Regions from separate parts of the Mus musculus genome. Here region 1 is linked to region 2. Evidence: chromatin loops called from intact Hi-C (ENCODE). Cell type or tissue: left cerebral cortex. All regions are shown on one strand.

Region 1 (8,000 bases), 86 kb before region 2:
TAGTCTCCTTTCAATGCCCCCCTCCTTTCCTTTACGCTTTTCAGACCACCTCATTTTGCTACTCCCTCATTGCAAAGCACAGGCTATCAGCACACACATGGCAGAGCTCCTCATGACCAGAGAACTCTTCACTTCCCTCACCTGCCCCCACTTCCCACCTCACCACCACCACCACCCACCCCACCCCACCCCGCCCCCAGCTTGCCAAGAGCCTTCAGTCGTCCTGAGTTGCTCAGTGTGTTCATTTGACTGAACTCTGCCCGCTACTTAATTTTTTTATCAATTGACTTGAGGAGAGGGACATCATTTAAGAAAATGCCTTCATCTGATTGGCTCGAGGGCGGGGGGGGGGGCGTTTTCTTGAATGATGATTGACTTTCGAGGGCCCGGCTCTTTATGTATCAATACTACAACCTTTGGGCAGATGGTCCTGGGAAATATTTTAGAAAGCAAGCCTGAGGGACAAGCCAGCAGGCCCTTTTCCTCCATGGTCTCCGCTTCAGTTCCTGGTTTAGCTTGAGCTTCTGCCGTGGCCTCTCTGGAGGATGTACTGTGATCAGCAGTTGTAAGCTGACACAAACCCTTTCCTTCCGAAGCTGCTTTTGGTTGTGGTCTATACCACAGCCATGGGAAGCAAACTAGGACACTCTGCTTCCTCAGCGAGAGTCTGAGCCCCAAGTGGCCAAGGCTATTTTTGCATCCTTTTTCTCTCTTCTCTATACAGCAAAGGGCCGGGTAAATAAAAACACTGACTAACAGGAAAACTCACATCCCAGAAAGAGCAGCTTCCAAACATTTAGGTTTTCCTCCCCTCCCTCACCCTCCCTTCTCTCTCTCTCTCTCTCTCTCTCTTCCTTCCTCCCTCCCCCCCTTTTATTTTTTATTTTTTTTTAGACATGGTCTTGCATAGCCCACACTGTCTATCCAAGTATGGCCTAGATCTTCTGATAGCCTGCCTCCACCTCCCTAGTGCTGGGATCGTAGGCTGTGCCACCACACTGAGCAATACTCTTCTTCTGGACTGTGTACTGACAAAGTTTCTGTGTTGTGTTACTAATCGTGGTTTTGGAATTGGGATCTGAGACCTAGACCTTCATCCCAGAATTTTTGGCAAAGTTATTTCCCTACTTAGAGGCAATTTAAGGGCTGGAGAGAGGGCTCAGCAGTTAAGAACTCTTGTTCTTCTTGCAAAGGAGCCAGGTTTGGTTCCCAGCACCCACATGGTGGCTCAGAACCATACATGTAAGTCCACTTCAAGGGGATCTATCATCCTCTTGCGACCTAAGCAGGCACCAGTTTCCACATGCAGTACACACATACATGAAGGCAAAACACTCACGTAAAATGACATAGATATTTTAAAATATTTTAGAAGCAACTTAATATAAAAGATCTGAGAGGCTGCTTGGTGGGCTCGGCCTGTCTCACATCCTTCCCCACTGTGGATCAAATGACTTCCCCAAGAGAAAGGTATGGAAGAAGGCCCTCTAGAGTCCAGCCCGGAGAACTGCACCTGGCCACTCCCTTTTCTCTTTAAGACAATCCCTTGGCTCTTATCAGAGATGGCTGCTAAACCCAGGTCAAATTCCTGGAAATATTAGTAATTCGTCACATGTATTCTTTCCACCCGCCTCATTCTGTGCTCTTTAACTCACCAAAATGTCCGTGGGTTTATTAGTGCTTATTAAAGGCCTTTTTAAAGGTCCCATTGAACCAGAGGCTCAGACCTGTAACCCTAACATTTGGGAATCCGAGACCAGGCTCTCTCAGGTTCAAGACCTACCTGGACTATACAGTGAATTCCACAACACCCTGGACTACATAATGGAACTCAGTCTCAAAACACAAACAAACAAACAAACAAACAAACAAAAGCATAAAAATGAATCCCAAAGCTTAGATACAGCGGTGGATTTCCTGCCGCATTCAGAAGCCACAGAAGCAAGGGCGAGATGGCCAGGGAAGGCTCAGCAGGCCGGATCCATCTGGGAGGTCTGAAAACCAAGAGGATCCATCCACACACTTTCAAACCAGATGCACCCAGGGTACTGTGTTCCTAAGAGTGCCCACTGCCCACCTTCCAGCCCTCCACCCTGTTGGCCGTGGCTTGGCTGGGTCCTGAAATTGCGGACAGGTTCTTCAGGGGACACAGAAGACATGTCTATAGAATGACCTTCTCTTCTCTCTTGGAGAAGAGAGCCCTGGGGATGGATGTCCTTGGGGCAGACTGCAGTTGCCAGCCCAGAGGACCAGACAGAATCGCCAGCTCCCTCCAGGGGACACAGGGACGCATGCAGCTCCGCCCCCTCCCCCGCCCCCGCCCCCTACCCGCTCCTGCCCCTCCGCACCCCTCCCCGGCTCACCTCAACCGCAAGTGCTCTTGGGACTGAGGATGAGCGTTGGTCGCGCTGAACTGCGACTGCGCAGAAACCAGACTCCCACTCCGAATACTTCTCTCAGGGTCTGACCACAGACCTGCACCCACCCACCCACCTACCCTGTTGAGAAAGTTGAGGCAGGGATTGAACCCTCAGCTTTCAGATCTCATTTTACAGTAAAACAGGCAGAGAGAAGATTAATAGTTGGGGGCCAAGAAGCTGGCCTCTGTTCCCTACGCTCCCAAGATTGTAAACTCGGCTCGTTATTTCTGTACCCCACCTCTCACTCCCGCCCCCGAAGTAAGTGACACCACCTACAATTTACGTGCATTTTCTTTGGAAGGTTTTGTTTTTCTTCAAACTATTTGAAATACATGAATCTCTCTGGCCCCGTCACGCCTTAGTTGAAGAGCCACCGTGTTGGAGTGGGAAGAAAACAAGGAAGTTTTCCTGGAAGGAGACGCCCCCACTGTCCATTGCTACCCGAGCGGATCTACACTTCTGGATGCAGAGTGGGCTCCTGATAAACGGCTGAAGGGTGAAGGACAAGAAGAAAGACATCTGCTGACTGAACTCGAGCAACAGCTAATAAATCAAAGGAGCATGTCTAACAAGGATGAAAATCTGCGGGCCTGGTGGGACTTTGCTCAGGTTTTGGCTGCCTGGCCTGGTCAGTCCGGTAGCAGTTGAACACGTGCTGAGCGCCGGAGCCCGTGGTGACCAGCTTGTGGGCAGATTGCTGGACTCACACCAGCCTCTGGGGACTTAGCCTGCCCTGCAAAGGAAGAGTACAAGAAGGTATTTGCTACTTTCCCAGTACTGAAAAGTGTATCTCTCCGGGCCGCTCGGGGTTCCTTAAAAAGACAAAATAAAGTTTTCTCCTCAAACAGCGTTACCTAAGGCCAGGGTAGATAGCTCAGCCCTAGAGCACAGGCAATCCGTACTCGGTCTCCAGCACCAATAATAATAGTGATAGTAACGATAATAACAGTTTCATCATGGTTGCTTGAGCAAGAACTGACTCTCCACTAGGGACACTTGGCAGTAGAAGGTGTGGTGGGAAACACTAGGCTAAGCCTTTACAGCCCCATATGTTAGCCCATTATCTAATGTGGCATAGGGCTGGTGACAGCTGTTGCTGTCCATGTGTTCCAGACAGAAATACACTTTCTAGTCATTTTTCAAGGCCGTGCCTGGTGAAGACTTGAGCAGTGGAGGCTGTTTCCCCTGGGTACCTCGCTGAGTCCACAGTTTCAGGGGACCCACTGGCTTAGCCAAACTCTACATGTTTAACTTAAAAGCAGAAGTGAAAGGCAGGGCAAACGCTGCCGGTGCCTGAAAGGGTTATTCTGACTTAGACTAGCAATAAAAATGCAATTGGCTGAGAGTTGGCACGGCCAAAGTGCAGCCTAAATATCTTCCCTCCCGAACAGCACAGCTGGCACTTTGAGGAGGTGAGCCGCAGGCTGCACTTGCAGAGCAACGATGGAGGAAAAACATCAAGAGGAGACAGGGGTGAGTATGTGGCTGGCAGCGGTCAGAGGAGGGGGGTGGGGCGGGGGCGGGGGTGGGTGTCGACTGCTCAGCTTCTTGCTCAGGTATTGCAGAACCTGCCCTGGGCGGCGGGATGCGCTTGTCTGGAAGAGGGCAGTTTGCTCAGAAGCCCAGCAAAGAGTAGGGTTTTATAGGAGTCAGTGCAGTGTTTGTAGACAGATGCCCGTTAGGAATCCTGCCACCGGAACAGCTCTCGGAAAGTGCCTGAAACGGGGCTGGTGAGTATGGTTCTGCTCGTAGAGTACTTACCATGGGTCCAGAAAGTCCAAGGTGAAGCAGGTATGGCTCACGCTTGTGCCTTAGCCCTTGGGAGGTAGAGGTGGGAGATGAGGAGTTTGAGGTTAATCTCAGCCACAAAGGGAGTTCAAAGCCAGCCTAGGATAAAGACCCTGTTTGTCAAAAAAAAAAAAAAATTTTTTTTTCCTTTCTCTTCCAAACTCACAGTGTAAGTAGGGATTAGGTGTAGATTTCCTTGGTTGAGAAAAATTTCCAGCGCCAAGAAGGTAACATGAGCTGGGCAGTGGTAGCGCACGCCTTTAGTCCCAGCACTTGGGAGGCAGAGGCAGGTGGATTTCTGAGTTCAGGGCCAGCCTGGTCTACAGAGCGAGTTCCAGGAAAGCCAGGGCTATACAGAGAAACCCTGTCTCGAAAAAAAAAAAAAAACCAAACAAACAAAAAAATGTTACATGAATTGATGAACACATTCAAGGAATTTGCATTTTAATCCTTCCCACGGCGTTTGTTTGTATGTGGCTAGGGAGGAGCAGGCATCTGTGCAAAATATTATTTACCAAGGTCCGTAACACATGGACTGGAAGCTTGGCCTATGGCATAGAGGGTGGGCGTGGTCTTAGGAGGGAGAAGCACCTGTGATTGGTTCCAGCTCATCGCCCGTTTAGCTGCAGCTAAAACCTTGGCAAGATGCTTTATTTCGATAATTTAGTTATAGAGACAGTTTGTGCATCTGAGGCTGGCCCCAAACTCCTGATCCTCCTGCCTCTAACTCCCAAGTGCTAGGGCTGTAGGTGTGTGCTGTCCCACCTAGGTGACTTCTCACCTGTAAAATGGACTGATAACCACGCCCTCCCCCTGGTTGCTGGAACACTTAGACAATGCACAGGCAGTGAGTGTCTGGCCAGGACTGAATCCTCTTGCCAATACTATTGCTTGGTTTGCCTTGTGGAGCAGATGACCTCACTATTGATGCTGAGCATGGGTATCCCTGGAGCTGTCTAGGATGACAAGGGATGTCCCCAGCCAGTGCCCACTTTACTTGTGGTATGATAAACCAGTGTCCCCTAGAGGGCAGACTCCATCCCGCCCCAAAACCCAGAATTAGAGTCAACCTGGGAACTGTTTTGTTCTGGTTTTGTTATTTGTTGATTTTCTGGTGCTGGGGACTGAAGCCAGGGCTTCATGCAGGCCAGGCAAGTCCCCCACCATTGAACCATCCCCACCCACCCCGCCCCAGCCATTTCCTCCCTTTCAGTTTAAGTGGGGGGGCTCTCTAAATTGTCTCAACTGGCCTTGAACTTGCGATCCTTCTCCCTCAGCCGCCCAGGTGGCTGTGAGATTCCAGGCCTGTGCTGCTACCACCCGACCTGTCTGAGATTGTCACCCTGCCCGAGCAAGTGTCCAACCTGGCCGAGTGTTATCACCTGTATTTGATAGGAAGGCATCTGGGGCTGAGGACTTGAATGCTCGGGGTCACAAGAGTTCCTGAGGCTGCTGCTCAACAAGAGATAAAAAGAACAGAGAGGTCCCCACAGGGTGCACTCTGCAGATGAGCAGCCTGGAAGGAAACAACCCAGACAGCCACCAGCTTCGGGGCCTGGGCTGACCTCTGGCTGCCTGCCCCTCAGCTGTCCTTCCATGCATGAACCCTGGGGGTTAGGAGAAGCCAGGGTGGCTGAGGCTGCCTGGTATTCTGAGAAGATGCCAGACAGCAGTTGTGCCCAGCTGTCCCTCAGTAGCTGTGCAGCTCAGGTCTCAGAACTACTTAAGAACCGTTGAGTGAAATGTCCCCTTTTTCCTATGCAAGTGTTTGGACAATGAACACATGATGTGGGAAGTATCTCTGCCACCGCTGCTTTAGTGTCCTGGAAGGAATCACCTCCCCTCTGTCCTGTCTAGGTCCTCACGGTTGTTTTGTGTTGACTGACTAATTAGCCCACTTATGTGTGACACTTACTATATAGACTGGGCAGGACTGGGAGGCCTCCTTCCCTGCACCCCTGAGCCACACCCGACCCAGGGTCAAGCCTTTACTGAAACTTCAAGATGTTTCCGCAGTAATTTGGGGAGAGTGGGGTACTGAGGATGGAACCCATGCTCCCCAAGGGTTTGGTCACTGAGCTATGTCCTATCCCCAAATTCTCCTTCTCTCTCTCCTTTAAAGAATGGAGGCGGGGAGGGGGAAGAGAAAGAAAGAAAGCCTAGGTGAGACTTTCACTCACGCACCATATGATCCAACCCTGTAAAGAAACAGTTCACCGCTCCCAGAAGATGAAGAGAGCCTGTGGCTTTGTGGCCTCAATGGCTTTGGAAGTCAGGCTAGGTGGCAGAAGTCAGGCACAGAGGACACAAGCTGCATTATCAGATGGGGATGCAGACTAGAAGATCGGTTGCCAGGGGCCTAGGGAAGAGGGCTCTGCTCATCAGGGCCTGGTGATGCAGTTAATGGTGGGTGCATCAGCGCTCAGCACTGAGAACATACTGATTGTCGCTGCGCCTGCCGTGGGTGCTTGGAGCTCTCCGAGTATATTTACCTGTGTTCACCACTGTGTGTGGTGGAGAATGTATTGATGAGCTAACCTGTCCTAATCATTTCACAAATACATATGTGTTAGAACACCACATTACACACCATGAAGAAAACCCAGGCTTGCCTACTAGTTTGAAGGCTGGGACACAAGGAACACAAATTCACTGGAAGCCTGGGCTACAGAGAGTTCAAGGTCATCCCAGGCAACTTAATAACACCCCAGAAAATAGAAGGTTGATTTGTAAAACTGTCTGCCCCCACTTCTGTTTTTGACCAAGAATTCAAAGGCTCTTTCATTGCTAGTTGGTGCTCAGTCTTGTTGGTCCTATAGCTCCAGGAGAGAAAAGAGGAAAGGACCCAGCTTGGGGGGCAAAATGGTCAGTATTGGTACCACAGGTGGGATGTAGCCTCATTCTCCATCAGAGAATAAAATAGCTGCCAATGGGGCTGGAGCAACGGCTCAGCATCAAGAGCAATGGCTTCCTTTCAGAGGCCCCAGATCAAATCCCCAACATCTACCCTGGGCAGCTTACAACTGTCTATAACTCCAGTTGTAGGGGATCTGGCACTTCTGGCCTCTCTAGGCACCGGCACTCATATGCATATGCCCACATACAGACACACACACATACACAGTTACAATAAATCTAAGGCTTAAAAGTTGTCAGCAGTGGAGGGATGTTCATAGGGCTAATACTCTGACAGTTTCTTTTGGGTAATGGTAGCCATTGTAAAACAGTTATCTAGAAAGGCAGGAAGCACTGGGGACCTACTTCTGAGCAAGTGAGAGATGCCTCTTTTGTGAGGGCCCCCAGCCCAGCCCAGCCCAGCCCAGCCCATCCAGCTCACTTCTTAAGAGAAATCTCTGGAGCTGGAGACAGAGATTTGAAAGCCTGGGACTCTTCTAAGAACCATCTCAACCTGTTCTTGAAAGTCAGGCCCAGGCTAGGTGTGGTGGCTCATAGCTTTAATAATAGCACAAGGCAGAGAGGCAGAGAAAGACAGAGACAGAGAAGCAGAGAGACAGAGGCAGAGAAGCAGAGAGACAGAGGCAGAGAGAGGAAGAGAGACAGAGACAGAGAGAGGCACAGAAGAGGAAGAGAGGCAGAGGCAGAGAAGCAGAGAGAGAGGCAGAGCTCTGTGAGTTTGAAGCCTGGTCTACATAACAAGTTACAGGACAGCCAAACCTATATAGAGTCTCTGTCTCAAAAAGGGAGGGAGAGAGCGAGGGAGGGAGGGAGGAATCCAGTCATGGTAACTTACATCTATAATGCAAGAACTCAGAGAGGCTGAGACAGGAGGAA
Region 2 (8,000 bases):
CTGGGATAGCAAAGTGGTAGCGTGTCGCTGTAGCAAGTGTATGTGAGGAGGTGGATTGCTCATATTTCAGAGGGCTCCCTGCAGCCATTTATTTCATCAGGGAACATCCATTACTGTGAAGACCCCACTGAAATCCTAAACCCGTGAAGCTCAAGAGCCCAAAGATTCGCAAAGGAACCAGGTACCCAACTACTCTGTGCCTCAGTTTCCCCCTCAGTTTCCAATAGGAGTTTGAGACAGCACACACACACACACACACACACACACACACACACACACAAGGAATTCAGCAGTAGCTTTATGTCCTCAGAGCAGCCTTGAAGCATGGTGGCTGGCATTATTTTTGAACTTCTCATTTTATGACAAGGGAGTGACTTACCGCTATCGCCCCAGTCTGAGGGAGCAGAGGTCACAAAGCACTTCCTCTTCAGCTCTCAGAGCTTCTCCAAATTCAAACCCCACTCTACTGTCTCACCAAGTCCGTCTTGCCCACTCTGCTGAGCCGCTGGCCCTGCAGTAAGGGCCACCTTGCTGACCCCATGAGCCCCATATCTGCTGAAGAGTTTAATAGATCTCCTCATAACTGGGAGTCTGAGGCCGGGAGAGCATCATGAGTTTAAGACAAGATGACTGCCAGGAGTTTGAAGCTAGCCTAAACTACAGAATGAAGCCCTGTCAAAAAAGTGGAAGGGGCGGGGATAGGGGGCTAGAGAGAGATGGTTCAGCAGTTCATATGGAATGCTGCTCTTGCAGAGGGCCCGAGTTCAGTTCCCAGCACCCACCTCAGGCAGATCACAACCTCCTGTAAGTCCAGATCCTGGGGATCTCATACTCTTGCAGTCTCTGTAGGCATCAGCACTGGAATCCATGTGCACATGCGTGTGCGCGAGCACACACACACACACTCACTCACATGCACATACACACACACTCACACACATAAATACACAAGCACATACACAAAGGCACTCATGCATGCACACATAAATAATAAAACTAAAAGAAACAAAAATGATCGTGAGAGTCGGGGGTGTGGCTCAGTTGGTAGAGTTCTGGTCCAGCATGCACAAAAGCCCAGCTTCAATCTCCACCATCACGTAAACTTGGTAAGAAGGATGGCCGTATCTCGAGCACTCAGAAGTTAACAACCATCCTTAGCTACGTGTTGAGTTTGAGATCCGCCTGGGTGACAGGAGACACTCACCATCTCTAAACAAAAGAAAACAATACCCCACCAATGCTAGATAAGACAGCATCTTGTTCAAGCTGAGTGAAAAGAGCAAAACGGAACGGGGGTCTGTCTGTTGATCTCAGACTGGCCCTGAACTCAGAGACCTGCTCTCCTCTGCCTCCAGAGCATTAGGGGTTAAAGCATGCAGATTTTCTCTGGGACTCTGCAGTGGGAAACAGTGTATAGCTGAGGGTCAGGGGGCAGTTGATCTGGGGAGGAGGCTGGAGCCGAAGAAACACAGAGTCATCTGGGCCTTGGAGAGGCAAGGTTCCACAGGGAGGGAAGGAGGCAGAGGAGAGAGAACAACTTATCTGAGGCAGGGGGGCTCCAGGACGTGGCACCCTGGGGGGCTCCAGGAAGTGGCACCCTGGAGGGAGCTCCAGAACGTGGCACTCTGGGGGGCTCCAGGATGTGGCACCCTGGGTTGTGTTCACCACTCTCAGTAGTGCCCAGGCCCATCTTCCATGGAGCTCTGCAACCCTGAGGTTAGCATTTTGGGGTTCACTTGTGCTTATGTGGCCCATGAGTCTCCTTGCATGCTGTACACGGCTACAGTGACTGAGTCTGTAACTTCAAGCCTTGTTGCCACCGTGCAGAGGTCCTGCTGCCCAACCCCACGCACAGCTGGCAATGCTTGTCACCTGTGTTAAAGGCAGCAATTAAATTAATAACGAAAGTAGATCAGATCAGCTCCTGAGATCCAATAGCCACCTGCTAATGAGGGCACATTACTAGATTCGGGTCCCTCCCTCTTCGGGTGGCATACTTCCAATGGTAGGCGCATACAGAGTAAAGCAGTGTCAATTTTGTTGCCTAATTTCTGACCCATCGTCTTCTTTGACCCTAAAATTTTCCATCTATCTACTCTGAAGAGGAGATATCTTGCTTCTTGTGTTTGTGGGTCACACGCCAGTGTGTGTGTGTGTGTGTGTGTGTGTGGTGTGTGTGTGTGCTCGAGCACACATGAGTTTGTGTATGCGTGTGATGTGTGAAGTCCTTCTGTCTTTGTCCGCCCACACCTCCAGCTCACTGAAGCATGTTTTGGTTCTACTCTCCTGTTTCCCACAACTCATGACTTTATTGACTGTGTCAGATGAACTGACAAGTTTACCCACTTCAACACAGCGGAAGGTTAAGAATGAGAAAGGAGTCTTTGTGCTTCTTGGGTTTGTTGGAAAGGCCCAAAGAGGTGAAGAAAAAGAAGAGAGGGAGGCACGGCCATCCCGGGTGAGTAGGAAGTACCAGCAGCCCAAGTAAACAGGCAGGCACCTCCTGCCCAGGTGTGCTCAGCCCACACAGGCAGGGAGGAACCATCTGTCTGCACAGGGAACAGAGACAAGATCAAGGAAGGTGAGCACAGGTGAGCTGGAAGGCAGCCCAACGAGCAGACACTTAGGTTCATACAGGACTGACATACAGGGGTGACTGTGGTTGCACAAGAATATTCTGTGCCCAACACAGAGAGGCCATTATCCATTCCCTACAGCCCTGGGAGCTCCCAGGAACCATGGAGGCTGAGCCATTCTGCATAGGCTCTCTGCATCATTTGGTCCAATTTAAGCCACCGTCAACCTATCACAGTCGAAGCCCATCTGCTTCCTTGCCTCTTGCTGTTGTGTTGTGTGGTCTTACCTGGTCTGGCTGTCCTGGAACACCTGGACAGCCTTAAATGTCCTAGAATTTGCCGTAGAAGACCAAGCTGACCTCCAACTCAGAGATCTGCTGGCCTCTGCCTCCCGAGTACTGGGATTAAAGTAGGCTATCACACCTGGTAAAGCCTGCTTTCTTAACCATATTAATAGGGATGTGTCTAAGCTTTTCCTGGTCCAGAGGTATAACTCAGTGACAGTGAATTTACCTAGAGTACAAGGCTGAATACCTAACACTCAAGAGAAAAATTAACAATTTTCTTTCTTCTTTTTAAAGATAGGGTCTCATGTACCCAAAGCTAGCCTCAAACTCACTGTGTGGCCAAGGATATCCTTGAACATCTGATTTTCTTGTCTCTACTCCCAAGTGCCGATTCTAACTAAGTATGTGTGTGTATCCATGCAATTTCATACAGTGCTGAGACCGAACCCAATATCTTATGCATGCTGGGTCAGATCTCTGCCAGCTAAACTACATACCCAGCCCCAGCAATGACTTTCTTTCTGAGGGTGTCCTATGTCTGCTCTGTCACTCGCTGCTTTATTCCCTTGAGGACACCAGACATCCTCCTCTGGCTTCCAAATGTGTGTATGAGAATATGCCACAAACACACATCCACATGCACTACACACACACACACACACACACACACACGTATATACCCATTCATCCACGATTCTTCTTTGTGGATATCAGTAACCCACATAAAAAAAATCTCCCATCCCAAAAGCTGGTTAGAAATGTCTTCCTTACTATTAATTCAGATACAAGCAACACGGGACCTAAATATCTAAAATTATGAGTAGCTTTGCCTGACTCACACCCTTCTTGTTGCAAACGCAGCAGAGTTCCAGGCACCAGGACTAGCTGCTCCCTAGCCTCTCCTGCTAATTGGACCAGCTGCTTATTGATGGAGCCTGGATCCTGCTCTATCTGCCCAGTGTCTCCCTATCAATTTACCCTTGACTGATCAAGTCCATTGTAAATCTGTGGTGTATGTAACCTGGCAAGAAAGAAGTTTCTGTTGGTTTCTTGGTGCCACTGAAACAAATATCCACAAACTCAGTGCTTAAAAGGAGGCAAACTCTGACTGGAGCGATGGCTCAGTCTGGAAAGTGTTTGCCTCAAAGGCCTGAGGACCCAGGTGATGGGCACTTAGAATTCCAGAAACAGTGGGATGGGAGGCAGGGACAGGTGGATCCCTGCAAGCTTACGCTATCAGCTTGTTTGGTGATGTTCTAGGCTAATAGAGGACTCTCAAATCAAAGGTGGAAGGCTCCTGGGGAATGATATCCAGAGGTGGTCCTCTGATCTACACACACATGCACACACTGACATGGGCATCCACACACATGTGTGTACTGACACATGTGAGAAACAGGGACACAGACTCCGTGTCTAATAGGTCAGGAGGTCAAGTCTAAATGCTTGCTCGACTAGTGCCTTACAGGACTCAAGTAAACAATGCATTCTTTAGCCTCCGGTGGCCACCTGCATCCAGCCTGTGCCCTCACCCCCAAATCACTCAGATCTCTGGCCTCTGTCACCCCACTCCTATTCCCTCCTTGAGGTTACAATCCTGACCCTCCTGAGAACCCCAATAGTCTCACCCCAGATCCCAACTCACTCTTACCAAGTGTCTTGCCTTAGCACATACACATCAGTGTAGTATTTTTCCTTCTGGGCTTAACCTGATGCCACGTTGGAGCAGAAAATGCCTTTGCTTGGTAGCCGTGGCAGCTAGAACAGAAAAAGACAGTGATTCCCAGGTTTGCAGTGATGGAATTCCTGACACTCACTAAGAGATGGAGGAAGGGAACTCAAGAGACCCTAACCTGGGCTCAGGCTACCCGTGAGCTCCCCGCCCTCTCCCTCAAGGACAGCGATCTTGGGGAGAGTCTAGGCTGTACAGAAAATGGAGTTAACGGAATACATCAAGATTCCATGTTGCAGCTCCCACGATGGAGTGGGGCTCTGCAATGACACAGCTGATCTGGGCAATCACCTACGCTCCTGTAAGAAAACACAATAAACTCACTGAGTTCACCAAGCTGAACTCAAGATGAAATCGTACTTTGGTCCATCATGGATGCCCGTCTGGGTGAAAAGATGTTTGTTTATTCAAAGCTCCCTGGGAAAAGTTATCACAACGGTGGAAACCAACTACGGTTTCCAGGGGACCCAGATAAGTATTTAGCCTGCCACAGTGAGGGAAGGAACCACCATTAGAGTAAATTATGGGGTGTGGGAGAGGGGTAGCTCATTTGGTGAAGTGTTTGCTGTGCAAGCGTAAAACCCAGAACCGGTGTAAAAAGCTGGGCACTGGCGCTGTGGGCCTGTGATTTTAGCATAGCACAGAGAGAGGTAGATCCTGGGGCTCCCTGGCTGACCAGCTTAGTCCACTTGTTGAGCCCCAAGAGACCTTGGTATGCCCCAAGAGACCTTGTCTCAAAACAAGATGCACAGCTCCTGAGAAATGACAGCCAAGGTTGACCTCTGACCTGCACATGTATCCTACATACACAGATACACATGCACACCTACACCCGTACAAAGGTTATGTTAAACCAGAGGACAAAATGACAGCTTGGCAGTGACCTGAGGCTCCTGGGAATGGAGGGGCTGTGGAGGAGCAACGTGAACCCCAGAACACAACTGCCGGGGCTTTCCTGAACTCTCGATGGCCACTGTGCTATAACAGTCAGCTGACTGGACTAGGCCAGCCTTGGGAACCTGAGAAATGCACGAGGCACCAAGTCTGCTTTCTGTTGCTGTGATAAACACCATGACCAAAAGCAACTTGGAGAGAAAAGAGTTAATCTGCCTTTAAAGGTTCCAGTTCTTCATGAAGGGCGGGAGCTCAGGGCAAAAACCTGGAGGCAAGAACTGGGCAGCTGGCTTTTTGGCTTGCTGTTTTAGACAAGATGGATTGTGGGTAAAGACACTTGTCCTGAGTTTAATCTCCAGAACTCACATGAAGGAGGAAAAGAACAGACTCTCACACGTTGTCCTCCGATATCTACACGTGCTGGGTGACACATGCTCACCCACATCACACTGCACACACACACACAAGACTAGAACTTTTAATATTAGAAAAATTGAATTGGAAAAAAATATAAATATATTCTCATGAGTAAAAAAAAACCAAACCCAGGATGTATTGGTGTCAAGTATTTCCAAAGACTGAAAAAAACAAACAAACAAACAAAATAAAACCATCGGCTAGACAGGGCTAGGTAAACCACAGCATGAGGGCCACACTGGACAGCCTGCTCTTTACGTATCGTCTGTGGCTTGCTCTGCAGAACTTCCCTGAGGCATTCACAAGGGAGAGAGCACCTCAGAACCCACATGTTTACCAACATGACCTTGTCTAGAGAAGCTAACCAGCCTGTTTTATGAAGCCAACACATCTTAGATGTTCAAATCTAACAAGGATAAAAACCAAAAACTGTTAGCAAGTAGTTATAAGTGAGCTTAGATATTTAAAAATTCAAAACAAGCCATGAACGAATGGATGAAAGGATGGGTGGGTGGGTGGATGGATGGACGGACAGATGAGTGATTGTTCAACCTTCCTAGCACTTTCCAAACTGGCTTTGAATTTGAGATCCTTCTGTCTCAGTCTCCCAAGTGCTAGGATTACTGGCCTTTTTCACCCTAGACTGAACTAAAAATGTTTTCTAAAAGGCCTTGGGAGCTAGAGAGATGGCCCAGTGGTTAAGAACACTAACTGCTCTTCCCAAAGTCTTGAGTTCAATTCCCACCAACCACATAGTAGCTCACAACCATCTGTAATGGGATCCGATGTCCTCTTCTGGTGTGTCTGAAGACAGCAACAATGTATTCACATCCATAAAATAAATAAATGAAATCTTTAAAAAAAAAGAAAAAAAAGACTTATTGTTGTATGTTTCTATGTGAATATATGCCATGGTGGGGGTGCTGTGTGTCTTGGAGCCCAGAAGAAGCTGGAGTTCCGGGCAGCTGTGAGCTGCCTGTCCCGGAGGAATCAAACTAAGGCCCTTAGCAAGAGAAGCTAAGCCTTTAAATACTAAGCCATCTCTCTAGCCCAATCAAATTAAGAAAAAGTTAGCGAGGCCAGATAGCTGTGTTGGCACAAGACTGTCCTCTAAGCTACTGGGTAGCCGAGGAGAGAGGATGGCTTGAGTCCAGGGGGTTGCTACCAGCCTGAAAAACACCAGCTCAAAATAAAGTAAAAATTACAATAAAGGCTAATGATGTTATTGTCACAGAAGTCCCAGCTTGCATTCAGCCCTCCCCGAACCGTCCTCAGCAAGGATGGAGCCAGGGGTACTTTTATGGGTGCCAGATCCAGCTGTGGCCCTGAGTCCTATCATCACAGAAAGGTAAAAAGGACCTTAGTCTCAGGATGGTAACAAGGTCATTATTCTCCTGTCAAATTAAGGACCAGATGGGAAATAAGATAATGATAATGGGCTAGTAATTAGTTATTTTTGAGCAACAATGTTACAGATAGCCCAGCGTGACCTTGAACTTCTGACCCTCAGGCCTCCAGTTCTAAGTGCTGGGATTCCAGACATGCTCACTGTGCCTGGATTTTGCAGTGCTGGAGTGAATTCCTGGCTTCACTGATGCTGGGCAAGCAACCTACTGAGCACCTATTTTAATTCTCCAGGCAGTGGTGGCGCACGCCTTTAATCCCATCACTTGGATGGCAGAGGCAGGCGGATTTCTGAGTTCGAGGCCAGCCTGGTCTACAGAATGAGTTCCAGGACAGTCAGGACTATACAGAGAAACCCTGTCTCAAAAAACCAAAAAATAATAAATAAATAAATAAATAAATAAATAAATAAAAAATAAAAAATAAAAAAATTCTCAAGGTGGCTGAAGCTGCCTGAGACCAAAGCTGCTAGCCTTTCCCCTTTCATGGTCAAAACCACTTTATCTTAGATTTTTGTTTTCCCACCTAGCAACGTTCTCCTGAGCTATCCGGGGGAACATAAGGAGATCTACCGCTCAATGTCATGCTTCCAAAGAAAACGGCTTCTGACAGGCCCATCACTCCTCAGTGACCTCTGCAGAGACAAGAAGAGCCACCGCCAGATGGCATGAAGCCTCCTCCCTTAAGGCA

Evidence for each region. Peaks named below come from ENCODE experiments on the same cell type or tissue, not always from the same donor. Only the 100,000 strongest peaks of a DNase experiment are listed, where the experiment ranks them.
Region 1: it touches region 2 in a loop (2.1-fold over the local background); 11 of 42 quality-filtered maps call a loop at or near these places.

What each region holds. Positions count from the first base shown.
Region 1 is chr4:150,116,873-150,124,872 of GRCm38, forward strand. Slc2a5 (solute carrier family 2 (facilitated glucose transporter), member 5) reads left to right here and starts at 2,472. Exons shown (of 14, transcript NM_019741.3): 1 at 2,472-2,678; 2 at 2,783-3,176; 3 at 3,812-3,893. The coding sequence starts at 3,864. In left cerebral cortex, CTCF peaks have their summits at 648, 1,494 and 3,378; DNase peaks (open chromatin) are centred at 630, 3,139 and 3,613.
Region 2 is chr4:150,202,502-150,210,501 of GRCm38, forward strand. No RefSeq gene overlaps it. Among named protein-coding and RNA genes, the nearest start is that of Car6, 5.4 kb to the left of the region's middle. In left cerebral cortex, no CTCF peak of the experiment used is centred here; a DNase peak (open chromatin) is centred at 447.